2 separate regions of the Homo sapiens genome follow, and region 2 is linked to region 1. Evidence: chromatin loops called from intact Hi-C (ENCODE). Cell type or tissue: HepG2. All regions are shown on one strand. Each heading gives the region's core, and the rest is flanking DNA. Links, peaks and the distances in the headings are about the cores only. Region 1 overlaps CAMKMT (calmodulin-lysine N-methyltransferase). Region 2 overlaps LINC01833 (long intergenic non-protein coding RNA 1833).

Evidence for each region. Peaks named below come from ENCODE experiments on the same cell type or tissue, not always from the same donor. Only the 100,000 strongest peaks of a DNase experiment are listed, where the experiment ranks them.
Region 2: a loop joins it to region 1, with 2.1 times the contacts of the local background. A loop is called at or near these places in 1 of 110 quality-filtered maps.

Annotation. Positions count from the first base shown.
Region 1 is chr2:44,740,048-44,744,435 of GRCh38, forward strand. CAMKMT (calmodulin-lysine N-methyltransferase) reads left to right here. Exons shown (of 11, transcript NM_024766.5): 8 at 3,575-3,649. Among named protein-coding and RNA genes, the nearest start is that of LINC01833, 200 kb to the right of the region's middle. In HepG2, for the core only: no CTCF peak of the experiment used is centred there; DNase peaks (open chromatin) are centred at 454, 1,614 and 2,284.
Region 2 is chr2:44,932,860-44,937,247 of GRCh38, forward strand. The region is part of intron 1 of LINC01833 (long intergenic non-protein coding RNA 1833); the gene reads right to left. Among named protein-coding and RNA genes, the nearest start is that of LINC01833, 4.1 kb to the right of the region's middle. RefSeq lists an enhancer at 4,022-4,388. In HepG2, for the core only: no CTCF peak of the experiment used is centred there; no DNase peak of the experiment used is centred there; H3K4me3 peaks cover 559 bases; H3K27me3 peaks cover 3,877 bases.

The DNA.
Region 1 (4,388 bases), core at 101-4,100:
AATGTGTAGATGCAGATGCTATTAGGAGCATAAGTGTGGTGGTAGGAGTTTATGGAAGTTCTTAACTGATTGCTGCATTTTTTTTTTTTTTTTTTTTTGAGAAAGGGTCTCATTTTTGTCACCCAGGCTGGAGTGCAGTGGCTAGATCATGGCTCACTGCAGCCTTGACTTCCTGGGCTCAGATGATCCTCCCACCTTAGCCTCCGGAGTGGCTGAGACCACAGGTGTGTGCCACCACACCCAGCTAATTTTTTGTATTTTTAGCAGCGAGGGGGTATCGCCATGTTGCCCAGGCTAGTCTCGAGCTCCTAGGCTTAAGCAATCCACCCGCTTCGGTCTCCCAAAGTGCTAGGATTACAGGCATGAGCCACCGTGCCCGGCTGGATTGCTGCAATTTTGACAGTAAAGCAAGAAGCAGGGTCATCAGCTGAAAGTGAGGAGGAGGGGAATAGTGTCAGAATTTTGAAGGGAGAGTACAAAGTGCAAAATAATGACCTAGGATAGTGGGAAACTAAATGGACAAAGGAAATGTAAGTATAACTGCCAGATGTCATTAAGAGTCCACTTGAGGTTCATAGTCATGAATTTAAAGCAAAGCCAGTGAGGATGCTTGTGTGCTGTCTCTAGCCACATTCAGGTGCACAGGTGCAGTCATGGACCAGGCAGAGAGCTGGATTTAACAAATACGAGGAAGTAAGAGAGGGACAAGGAAGTTGAGGGTGTATGCAAGGGAGTAATTACAATGATAAGTCATGAAATTTAAGCTGAGCAAGAAAGAAAGATAAATATTAGGGAAGTGGGATAGTGACATGGTGATAAGATCAGTGTGGGCCAGTGGGACTGAAGAGTACCTTCTAGAAAGAATGAGCTGTGAAAGATAGGAGGGGTTGGTCAGAGATTGGCTAGAGTTGCAGTAACTGGTAAAGATAGGTTTGGAGGAGTGCCACTCAATGAGTAGGCCATGGACTGGTGCCAGTCTGTGAACTGTGTGTTACTGATCTGCAAGGAGATAAGTTCAGAAATTGAAAATAAATGTTTAGAAACACTGCTGCGACATCCAAGCATATGATCAGTGGACTTGTATTTGGAATGCCTTTGTGTTTTTAATCTCATTTTTGTGACTATATTTTACAAAAGTATTGGTCTGCAACAGATTAGATACAAACAAAGTCTGGTCCTCCCCCACAGTGGAAGCACATGCTCTCACGAGCATGCATGGGAGTGTATCTCCAAAGGTGGAGGACAAGGTCACTGGAGGAGAGGAGTGAACAGTGAACTCACCATCATCTCTAGTCTTCCAAGATAGCAGGCTGCCTGACTGCACAGCTCCAGGAAGCACCATTCTCATTGTATGTTACATGAACAATACAACTCCAGGTACTGTATGAATGGTGCTCTTAGAATGTTCAAGGAGATAGCTAGTGTTATCCCCATCTTACAGATCAGAAAACAAGCTCAGAAAGGTTAAATAATTGCCTAAACTCATACAGCTACTAAGGGGAGGAGCCAAGATTTGAACCTAGGTCTGTCTGCTGTGCTAAAGCTGAACTCTGTCCACAATACCACTCTCTTTCTCTGTCACATGCATGTAGCACAGCCATAAGCCTCATGAGAACTGGGGAAAAATACCTTTTAGGAATGTGTTATGGTCCATGTGACCAAGCCAGGCATTTCAATTTATTTTAGAGTCATGACTCATTACAGCTGCTGTGGGAATCCATACCCAGTCGCTGCTTAGACCCCTATCTCTCCAGTTTGTCTTTGTTGAACCAAGGGGCTGAAGCACCTCAGGAATACAGCATCCACTATCACCACAGGATTTCCTGCAGTCTGTTCTTGTGCTTTAGTAATTGCATATGTATTAAAAGCAAATTCTAAAGAGACATTTATGGAATGGTAAGATTATGAGTAATTTTAATACTTTAATCTTTTTTTTTCAAAATTCATATGATGGATAGATACATTACTTTTCTGATCAGAGAATGTCTAGTATAGATGTATACTTTAAACCATCTTGCTCATGGTTCAAGTCTTAGACTCTAAAACTCAGGGCTGTGATGAGGGCTGGGAAGGCCCCATCTCTCACTGAGCCTGAGTCCCAGATACACTGGGAGCCTCAGCATTTCCAGAAAAGTTGGTGTTTGTTGCTTCCTGCTCTCCCCAGGTGCATGGAGTTTCTGAGAAATCCGTAAACAACGTAAGCATTGATCTCTTAGGATTTCCTAATTTCCTTCATTTCTTGCCTATCCAGTAGGCCTCAGCAAGTACAGCAACACTAAAGTTAATTTGTAAAGCTTATCTGGGTGTTACTGGACTTGTGAACCCTGAGGTAACCCACTGCTTCTGGAAAGCCCTCCCATGCTCCAAGTCTGTATATTCACCCAATGCATAGGATACAGCGTAGGAATTGGGGGTTTCTGTGTCCATATGGCCCATCAAGCTGCCCCTGTGAAGGCATGGTCTATGGCACAGCACAGGACCTGACACACAGTGAGGAGTGGCTCAGTAGGAACGAGTTGGACAAGTCAATGAACAACTGCTGCCCAGCGTGTGTAGGTATTTTTGTGGTGATGTCTTTAATCTTTTCTACCTTGAGAAATTTACTGGCATTAATATATATTAATGTATTGTATATGAAAAGAACTTTTGGGCTGACTGGTATAAGACTTATTATTACATTCAGACACATGACTTTTCACCTAGGGAAGATATAGAAGAAATGAATCCACCAAAATAAGCAAATATAACTGGGCAGGGTAGGACATGTTCAATCCGGTTAGGTTTAAAGAATCAAAATAGAAAATAGGAACAGAATTTTACTTTGAAAAATAGTACTGTAAATCACAGTTTTGGTGCTGTGGTAAGACGAATCATTAAAATACTTGAATATGGTAAAATGCTAATCATCACAGTTATTAATTGAGAGTAACTAAAAACCTCTGGTTGGCCTCATAAGCATTAGTAAAGTTTTCAAATGCATGTTACTAATTATTGTTATTAATGTGAAGTTTTAAACCTGATCCCCTTTGGGAGACTAAGTGTCAGTGTGGGTGAATTTTTCACTATGCCTAAAAACCAAGAACTACCAAATGAAATTTGACTCTTCTTTTCTTCCATCTTACCAAATTGCTCATTTCATCAATATGAAAAGCAACTGATATGCCAGGCAGTATAGATATAAGCTGTCTCACATCATTTATTTTTATAAATTTGTGTTCCAGTCAAATGTGGAATACTTTGGTTTCAATATGTACCTTATTGATGTTAAGGGTCTAGAATCATTATAATGACTACGGTAAAGATAAGATATTTTTCTCTAGTTTGTCTACAAAAACCTATAAAAACTAGCAAAAAGGTTAACTATTTTATTTAAGTAGAGAATTCTTCTTCTAGATTTGAATACTAAATAAAACACAGAAGACAGTTACATCCTATTTTTTATTATACCTTTTGAAATAATTTGTATATACCTTTTAAATAATTTCAAGTGCCACAAAAAAATAATGTTAATAGCTCAAAATCAAAATTTAAAAAAAACCCTATGTATAATTTTTAAAATCTTTTTCTCCTCAAGCGTTTTACGATGGGATAATGAGACAGATGTCTCTCAACTGGAAGGACATTTTGACATTGTTATGTGTGCTGACTGGTAAGTACATAAAAATCACAAAACTCCTGTTAGAAAAAAATAGCTTTGCTGGAGTAATTGGGCTGTGTTGCTTAGCTGACGGCTAAGCAAAGTCAACAAATGAAGCACAAAGCCACCTTAACCTCAACAAATTAATATTCATCTCCATGTGACAGTTATAAGGTAGTCTTCTATCACACAGTAACTTCTACCACATTATTTCCCAAAGATTGATTTTGAGAAGCATTTCCATTTTCTGGAATTGCCTCTGTTTCATGCTTGACGTATCAGTAAATGGACGACTTAGGCAAATTGCAAATAATTATGGCTCGGAGAGGAATAGTCTGGAGAAAAAGGAGTTTATCAACACAAACAGCTCAATTAGCTTACTTCTTAGGAGAGATCTGACTATTGATATAAGGGAAAATATATGTGTGTGTGTACACACACATACTCTCTAGCAAATAAACATATCTGTGGAATATCTTTGGGGAAATAGCTTTTCTTAAAATATATGTTTGCTATCTAATGTTTTCAGTGTATTCAATTATAATAGTTAATTATACCTAAAACAAAAATTATAAAATTACATTTTATTCTTATGCAAATAATAACATGACAATCTCTGTCAGGTGCCTGCCTTTTAAAAATAATTTACATTCGGTATTTTGCCCTCTATTTTAGCCCAATCTACTTATTTGTTAATGAAAGTCTGATCGTAAGTTACAGGATAAATATGCATCAGACCTTAATAATTATT
Region 2 (4,388 bases), core at 118-4,117, 190 kb after region 1:
GAGGTCGTCTCCTGGCTCTCGATTGCTCCCATCACCCAAGCCACCTCGAGGTCGAGTGCGCCCTGGGGCTATGTCTGGGGAGGTCATGGCGTCTCGGGGCGAATGATATGCACGTTTTGGGGCAAAACTCTCCTAGGCCTCGCAGGAGCAGCTGTATTTGTAACTTGGAATTGGCCTGGGCCCGCCTCCCTTGGCCCCTCCTCCAGCTCCTACCTCAACACGCAGCGCTCAGCGGGCTGCCAGAGTGAGCTTCCCGGACCACCCCCAAGCACCCTGGGGCCTCACCATCCTTCAGGGTCCCTGGGGCATCCTAGAGGCCTGGATCTGGAAGAATGGGGGCCAACAAGAGTGGCCAGGGCTCTCCTGGGGCGGTTTTGCGATGTATTCCTCCGCTAGAATTAGCCTTTCGGGCCTGCGCGCCTACAGGTTTCAGAGGCCAGCGGGAACGGTGGCCTCGGGTGTGTGGGGGTGAGGGGTGTGGTGTGTGTGCACGTGTTCACGCGCGACTAGAAGCGGTTCCTTGTGCATTTCTAGAATCTTGTAGATGTGTTTTCTCGTGAGAATGATGCAGACTTACTGCTGACTTAAGGTCAGTTTGTTTGAAAAGGGAGAACGTCAGTCCGATGGTCGGTGGTTGTGTCTCTCCTGAGCATTCGTACAAAGTGAAGCCACCTCCCCTCCGCCATGCAGTCTCCCAGACCGGGTCAAAGGACCCAGGCTCCAGGTCGCTGAGGCCTGGAGGGCTGAGGCCCTTGCTGTGCGCCCTGGTGCTCTGATCCCAAGGCCCAAGCTGCCCCGGTACCCACTTAGGGTCAGGGTGGAAAGCCTACGTGGGAAAGGGGGACCTGGAGGACTACCCCCACGCCCATGGCAGGGTGGAGTCCCGACCTTGGCATATTGGACCTACTCACTTGGCATCTCCCTGCCCCGACCCCGTCTGGGATCCGTATTGGCAGCGACGAGGAAGGGAGGAATGGTAAGGGAGTTGGGTCGGTACAGGACGGAAGTGAAGATGGAAAGAGAGAAGAAAAATAAACAAAACTGGGTAGGGACATGGAGATGGGTGAGGCAGGGGTAGGGGTGGAGTTGGGGCTGCCTCGGGGAGCAGCGGCTTTTCACCCTGCTATAGGGAGGTGCGTTTGGCTGAGCTGTCCCCCCACCAAATAAAGCTAATGATGTAGTAATTTAGGAGGGGGAGAGGGGCTGGGCAAAAGGAGAGAGGGGAGAGGATGGGGAAACGCGCGCCCCAAGAGCAAAAGCAAACAGCTGTGGAGGCGCTGCCCGCGGCTCAGGCTTCCCAACAGGTTAGCTATACTGGGATCCACCCGGCATTTCGCAGGAAGGGGTGGGGGGAAGACAGAGCGAGAGGGGGAGAGAGGCTCACAAGAGGACAGAGGGAGGGAGGGAAAGAGAGATAGGAGCCAGAGAGCGCACCGCGCGGCTTAAAAGGAGAGACTTACTAATGAATATTTATCCGCCGCTGCTCCGTGCTCCCGGCTTCCCTTACCTTTCGGCAGGTAAGATCCTCCCTGTGCCCCAGCCCCGGGGGCCCTCCTAGCTCCCCAGTCGGGGAGCCTGTGGCTGGGCGGGAGGGCTCTCCGTTGGTGGGGGTGGGAGGGCGGCTCTACTCTGCGTTCACTTTGGGTGCCCAGGCATGCGACCCTGCACGACTAGGAACCGCGTGCGTGGGCTCCATGTGTGGAATGAGTGTGAGCATGTAAGAGTGTGTTTGTGTGTGTGCGAGAGAGAGACAGAGAGACTATGCGCCCGCAAGCGCGCGCGCGCGCCTGTTTGTGGCGCGCTCTGGAAACATTTTCCGACTTTTCACTCGGACGCCCTGGATTTCTCGCCTTTGCCTTTCTCTGCTTCCCCTCCCTCTTCTCTCGCCCTCCCCTCCCCCACCCAGGTCTACCCCACCCTACCCCACTCCTACCCCGGCTGCTGAGGCGCTCTTCTGCCGGCTATTGTACGGCTGGCGCGGGCTCCCCCTGGCCACATCCCGGGCCTCTCACACAAGAAGAATAGTTCTGTTTCCGCCGTAAACCCCCACACAAAGGCTGCCCGGCCACCGGGTCCCCTGTCCCCCTTCCCGGGGACTTCGGCTTTTGAGGTGCTGCTGCGCGTTCTTTCTCCCTCCCCCTCTCAGGGCGCCAGGGCCCAGACCAAGGAGCTAAGAGTGATCGGGACTTGGGGGTACCGGGTGGAACTCCTTGGGGGCCGCCCGCCAGGCTTCCTGGGCTGCAACTCGGAGCCCAGAGACCCCCAGGGGAAGGGCGCCTCTTCCCCCACCACCACCCCAGCCGTCGCCTGCGGGAGGAGCACGGGGAACCCGGCCCAGCCAAAGGGGGAAGAGGGAGGGGAAAAGGAAGAAGGTCGGGGAGGGGCTGACCATATAACCAGAATTCTTTAAACGGACTTACCCGGCCACCTGTTGAGAATCCATGTGGGGTCGGCTGGCTCCGGAGTTGCGCAAGGTGGACACACAAAACCAAAAGCCGGAGTTGGGAAAAGAAAATTCTTTCTCTGACCATGCCAGACGCGGCCGGTCAGGCTCGCAGCTCCGCGCTAGGATCGGGCGGCTGTACAACCAAGATCGACTTTGCCCTGTCCCCCAACGCCCCCCTCATCCCACGGCTCCACGGCTGGGAGGCTCCGGACTCAGAGCTCGCGGACTCGGCGCTCAGGGTCAGCACCAGCAGCTCGGCTTAAGCCGGGGCAGGCTCTCTAAGCCCTGCTCAGAAGTCAAGAGCAGCAGTGCTGCCTCTCCTCGCCGCCTTTCATGCCGCGGCCGCTCCTTATTCTTGTGTCTCGGCCTCTCCCGGCCCCCTCGGACAAAACCCCCAGAGCCCGGCCACTCTCTTCCCGCTAAATCCCCTTCGGGGTCAGTGCTCTACCAGCACCGGGCCGCGCGCCTCTCCTGCCAGCCGTGTGGCTCTTAAAGAGCTGCACCCCTCCTCCGCCCTGCGCGATCCCCCGACCCCCGCCTCCCCTCCCCTCTCCTCCGGATCTAGCCCCCCACGCCGACGCCTGAGGTCCCTGCTGCCCCGACCGATGCCTGCGGACTCCCAGCCCCCTCCCCTCGCCTCCTCCCCTGAGCAGCCGGTGGGCCTGGCCTCGAGGCCACAGGGCTGAGTTCTACCCTCGCCTCAGGTCCCCTTTCTCACCAGCAGCGCACACCCCTCCCTTCCCCGCCCCTACTTTAGCCCTCTGGGTCGATCAAGGCCCGGGCACCGCCTTTGCCCAGCTCAGAGGTGATGCCTAAAGATTGCCAGTTTAGGGTTAAGTTAGGGGGTTATGTGATGGGAAATGGGGCAGGGCATGCTAGCGGAGCTAGGGAGAGAGAAAGGAAGAGAAGCAAACCAGATGGACTTGGAGGGCTCTCTGTATCCCAGGGCCTACCTGGCCTTTTGGTTCCTTTCCACGACCTCCCAGAGACGCTCACGCGGGCACGGGGTCCTGAGGTTACCAACCTGACCAGGCCCACTGTGTGTCTGAGGGATCCTGGGCATGTTTGTGTTTGTGTGTTGGGGGGTGGGGTCCAGAAAGTCCTGAGTGTGGATTTGGAGCAGCCTGCTTCCCAAGCCCAGAGCATTAATTCCCCCCAAAAGTAACCCTTAAGGGCCCAAGAGCTGTGTATGCAAGGAGGGAGTGAAGGACCTTGAGCTCCGACTGTCCAGGGAAAAGGGCATCAGAGGAGAGGGGAGACAGAAAGGGAAGGAAGGCTACACTTCCTGAGGACTGAAGCACAATTTTTAAGAGGGTGTCTTATATTTACTGGCCAGCCATGTCAGCTGCCCCACTAAGAAAAGGTGAAGTAGATGACTGCTTTGGTTTCCCTTCCTTCCAGGGCTCTGGCTCTCTGCCTCTCTGCCAGGCTGCCAGGCCAGTCTTGCAGGGTGGTCTTGCCTATAGCACTTTTTTTGCCAGGCCTCCCTGGGACTAGAAGCCAAAGAAGGGATACCTCTGTTGAGGGGGAGTGCAGGACGGGCTGTGGTCCCCTGCCTTCCCTACTGCCACTTGTCATAACATGTGACTGGGCTCTGTGAATGGTGGAGGCAATGATGGGTTAGGGAGGGGAGCTGCCCACCCTTTCTCAAATCCAAGTCCTGGCACACCAGGTCTGGCTGTTCAGAAGGGGAACCTTGGGAAGAAGTGTGTGGCCTCTGGGCAGTGGAAGCCAAGGGAACCTAAGGTGATAGGAGGATGGAAGGCTGACCCTCAGCCACCCCAGCATTAGTCCAGATGCACCTTTAAGGAACTGGAGTGACTAATTGATTTGCAATTGGTCCACTTGGGAGAGGCTGGCAGTGCACTCCCTGGGCTGGATCCTGAGACAGCAAAAGCCTCTCCTGCCACCCGCTCCCCTCCCTGCACTGCCCCCAACCAGT